2 separate regions of the Homo sapiens genome follow, and region 1 is linked to region 2. Evidence: chromatin loops called from intact Hi-C (ENCODE). Cell type or tissue: MCF 10A. All regions are shown on one strand. Region 1 overlaps TEKT3 (tektin 3). Region 2 has its middle 8.0 kb from the start of PMP22.

Region 1 (2,500 bases), 52 kb after region 2:
TTAATTATTCTAAAAATTAAGACCTACTTTGGTAAAAAATAAAACATATGCCAATATCAATACCTTGAGTAAGCCACAGAATGCATTCACTACTTGAATTAACTGGCAATGACCGAAGCTCCTCCCTCAATTCATGAACCATTACTCTAATTGCACATTCAGTTTTTTGAGATAAAGCCACCACTGTCAGGTTTTTGAGATAAAGGACCCCCCTGCTACTGACCTAGAAACTAGAAACCTCTAATGCAGTGGTTCTTGTTTTTAAGAAACAGCTTTGTTGAGATATAATTCATAGACCATATAATTCACTTGTTTAAAGTGTGCAGTTTGATGGTTTTTAGTACATTCGCCGAGTTGTATAATCATCACCGGAACCAAATTTAAAACATTTCCATTACCTTCCAAAGAAATCATGTGCCCATTAGCTGTCACCCACAATTTCCAATCCCCCAAGCCTCCTTTCATAATAAGCAACCACAAACCTACTTATAGTCTCTATAGATTTCCCTATTCTGGAAATTTCATATAAATGGAATTACCATATGTGGTCCTTTGTGATGGCTTCTTTCATGTAGCATAATGTTTTCAATATTCATCCATGTTATAGCAACAGATAAGCACATCATTCCTTTTTTTTGGCAGAATAACCTGTTGTATGACTATCTTACATTTTACTTTTCCATTCATCAGCTGATAGACATTTGAGTTGTTTCTACTTTTTGGCTGCTATGAATAATGTTGTTATAAATATCCATGCACAAATTTTTGTTTGGGCATATGTTTTCTTTTCTCCTGGAATGATGCTTGGGAGTAGAACTACTGGATCCTATGGATCATACAGGGTCATTCATGCTTAAGCATTTTCCAAAGGATTTGCCTCATTTTACACTCCCATCAGCAATGTATTAGGGTTCTAATTCCTCCACATTCCAGCCAACTTGTTATTTTCTATATTTTTTATTAGAACTATCCTCATGGGTATGAAGTCATATTTCATTGTGAGATCCTTTGCCCATTTTTAATTGGGTTGATTTTTTTTAATTGTGACAGTTATTTATATATTCTACATACAACTCTTTTCACTTTGTTGCTAGTGTTCTTCAAAATACATTTTTAATTTTGATGATGTCCAGTTTATCTGCTTTTCCTTGTGTTGTTTGTGCTTTTGATATCACATCTAAAAAACTGTTGCCTATTCCAATGTCACGAATATTCATGCCTATGTTCTTTTCTAAAAGTCTTACAGTTTTAGCTCTTATGTATAGGTCTTTGATCCCTTTTGACTTAACTATTTTGTATGTTTGATTTGGAATCCAACTTCATTCTTTCGCATGTGGATATCCAATTGTCCAAATACCATTTGTTGAAGACACTCTTCCCATTGCATTGCCTTGGCATCATTGTCAAAGATCAATAGATGGTAAATGTGATGGTTTATTTCTCAACTCTCAAATTGTGTCCATTGTTAGGCAGGTACTACACTGTCTTACATATTGCAGCTTTATAGTAAGTGTTGAAATCAGGAGGTGTGAGTCCTCCAACTTTCTTCTTTTTCCATATTATTTTGGCTATTCACTATCCTTTGAATTTCTATATGAATTTTAGGATCAGCTCACCAATTTTTACAAAGAAGTCAGCTGGGATTTTGATAGGAATTGTGTTGAGTCTATGAATCTAGTTGAGAAATATTGCCATCTTAACACGAACATCCATGTTTATGGATGTTCCCATCCATAGACATGATATGCCCATTTATTTAGGTCATCTTTAATTTCTTTCAGCAATATTTTGAATTTCTGAGGCACTTGTTCTTTACTCTGCCTAGTCATTAAGATTACCTGGGGGATATTTTAAAAAGATCAATGCCTAGTCCCCACTGCAGATTTGAATCAGCATCTCTGGGTGTGGGACCCAGCCATTGATATTTTTAAAATCTTTGCCAGGTGATTCTAACATGTAGTCAGGTTTGAGAGCCACTACTCAAGTAATGGAAACACTAAATGTAGCCAAGTACCAAAAAAAATCTGTTGGAAATATCATAGTGTGTTTGTGGGCAAGGTGATGAAGTTAAGCTGTTAGAACTGCCTTGTAATTTATTTCATACAGAACATCTCAGGATTAGTGAGAACAAAAGACCACAGGAGAGATGATGGTAAATTCCTATCCAGTTAGGATGACAAAGTAGGTGACAGATTATTTTAAGGCTTGTGAGATTCATCAAAGCCTGGGAAAGAAGAAACAGAAGAGTGGAGACCCATCACTGCAAAACTATTTCATTCAGAATGTTCTATTTCTAACCACTCCTGTCCGGCAATAGGGACAGTGACTTTTACAGTAGATTACAAAACCTTTCTGTAGTAGCCAAAGCTTTCCTGAGTATATTATTTCAACTCAGAGTTCTCTCAGAGAACCAGACAGTAGAGGAAAGGAAAGAGCAAAGAAAAAAGTCTGCTTGTCATCTTTAATGTCATGGGTCACTAAGAAAATGTAAGTGATGTTA
Region 2 (2,500 bases):
ATAAATGAGCCCACGATGGCCTCTGGGTATTGACCACTTGGTAGTTTATTTCTTCACAGCAGGCTGGGAACCATCAGCTCAAAAGCCCACTGGCCTCAAATTCAAATTTTTACACATCCAGTTATTCTTAAAGTAGCTCAAACAAGCAGCCTTGTTAGCCGCTTGGAACCTGCCTGCTTTGCATGCCCCATGAAATCTTACTCGCATCGGCTGCCCTGGATACCATAGAGCCTTGTGGCTCTAAGACTCCAAGCTGCTATGGCCCTTCGGAGCTTTCTGACCTGGAGACTCCTCACCACACTGCTGAGTGACGTTGGTATCACCTAAACTAATAAGCCCTGTCTCCATGTCTCCCTGCCCCAGGAGTTCCCTTTTCTCTTTAGCTTTCTCCATAGTGGCCCCTGAAAGATCCCCAGCTGTGAAGGATTTTCCCCATCCTGAAACCCTGTCCAAGGCCCACCAATAAAGTTTGTTGTAATTTATTGCCTCTTATTGTCTTCTTTTCTGATCAGATCCCTTCCTGGAACAAATCCCCACATATGGACCGGGAGGGGTGGGATGCAGAGGAACCTGGAGATGGGCACAGAAGCCCAGCAAGGCCGCCACCATCTGTACATGAGGGAGGGGCAGGAAATCCTCCAGAGAAATGGAAGCATCCTGGTGGCCTCATTACACAGGCCTTCCCAGCTTCCTCACGTCACCCAGGGAAGAGTTTCTTCCAAAGAACCCAGGGGAAAGTGGTTCATGTGGATTGCTAGGGATACACCCCCAACTGGAAGGCCTTGTGAAAAAACCTTCACCCCGCAAGCTGAGAGCGAAGACTTGTTAGGAGGCTGAATGCATGGACTTCTCAGCCTTGGAGCTATATCAAATAACCTGGTGCCTCAGCCCGTGCATAAGCCCAGTGGCAGTCCACATGGTATGCTCCCACTCAGGGGACTGAGAGACCCCTTTTCACCCAACAATTTCAGTGTCTGATTATCAATCCTTACCTTTTCCACACAATGTTATGTGCAAATACCTCAATAGAACCCAATCTGGCAGGTCTCTTCTTAATAATTGCACATTGAAATGTCTGTTCGTCATCTAGGCCAGCGGTTTCTTGTATAAAGGAAACAAAAGTCATATAATTCCTTTTACTAAGGTCACTGACCTTTGCAGCTTCTTCCACGATGAGAGAGTAAACAGAAGATGACTAAGTGTTTTTGACATCCAAAGTCACCCACAGCCAGAACCAGAGTCTGGGAGAAGTGTATTTTGGACATCGTGACCTCAACTATGTGAAGGAAAGGAAAACTGAAGTCCTTTTAAAATAATATTCATTCAATAGATATTTATTGAGCAACAGCTACAGGCTAAAAGCAAACATCACACAGCCTCTTCAGTCTTTATTAGCATGCAAAACTAGCCCCAAATGCTCCCCACCCCTGTAAGGATGCCCCCTTGTGATGTGGCATTTCTGCTCCCTTCATCAAGAGGTGAAGTCTGATTCCTCCACTCTTTGAGTCTGGACCTGGCCATGTGACCTCCTTTAGCGAATGGGACATTAACAGTGTGACACAAGCAGAGGCTTTAAAAGAACATTCTCATTGGGATTTGCTCTGTTGCTCCTGGGGACCCTTCCACCATCATCTGAGCAAGGCTGGACAAGCCACTGGATATTGACAGGCAACACTGAGAGAGATCTGAACTGCCTGTGCCATCCCAGCTGAGGTCCTAGACACATGAGCCACCACAGCAGAGAATAGCTGTGCCTGATCTAGACCAGAATGGATGCCAAATAAAGCCCAGCTACCCCTCAATATTGTGAAAAGGAGTAATTTGTTGTGTTAAGACACACTAAGTTTTGGGGTGGTTTGTTACCCAGCAAACACTAACTGATACATTAACAATCCTGGACTTTGGGTTAGACACCAAATGCATTAGATTTGCAAATAGGTCTCTATGCCAGCAGGGGCAGAGGTGATTATCCCTGGCGGTAGCAAATTGACTTCCACTTGTTCCACTGGTTGTCTGGGACCTGAAAATGGACTGTAATAGTTGGCTCAGTTTCATCTCTAAAGGAGGAGAGTGGTTAAGGCCAGAGAGATTGAGAAGATTCCTGGAGTTCTTTGGGAGTCACTTGACTCTATAGAGACTCTCAGGCATTTTCTGAGAGTCTTGTGGTTCTCTGGAGAACGCTATGGATCTGTAGAGAGTCCCATAGATTTGTGGAGTGCTCTGAGGTATAGTGTCGAGGAGGACTTCTCAAACCAACTGGGGTGAAGCACTGTGTTTGTTTGTTCTTTATTTCTAATTCATCACAGTCAGTGACATGACCTACAGGCGGGCCATGGGAGATGGAACATGCCCACTATCATGCACTTGGATGCCACGACAACATCAAATTTCTATCAAATGTTCTAAAGTTTTATTCTCACTGTCTGTACTCATTTCACCACAGCCCTTTAAAAGTTTGTGAATTGGCACTGGTCCCATGTGGGAACAACACTTTGAGTAG

What was found. Hi-C counts contacts between places; a loop is a spot of excess contacts. Peaks named below come from ENCODE experiments on the same cell type or tissue, not always from the same donor. Only the 100,000 strongest peaks of a DNase experiment are listed, where the experiment ranks them.
Region 1: a loop joins it to region 2, with 2.5 times the contacts of the local background. A loop is called at or near these places in 6 of 110 quality-filtered maps.

Annotation. Positions count from the first base shown.
Region 1 is chr17:15,323,653-15,326,152 of GRCh38, forward strand. All of the region lies in intron 4 of TEKT3 (tektin 3), which reads right to left. Among named protein-coding and RNA genes, the nearest start is that of TEKT3, 17 kb to the right of the region's middle. In MCF 10A, no CTCF peak of the experiment used is centred here; no DNase peak of the experiment used is centred here.
Region 2 is chr17:15,272,094-15,274,593 of GRCh38, forward strand. No RefSeq gene overlaps it. Among named protein-coding and RNA genes, the nearest start is that of PMP22, 8.0 kb to the left of the region's middle. In MCF 10A, no CTCF peak of the experiment used is centred here; a DNase peak (open chromatin) is centred at 1,198.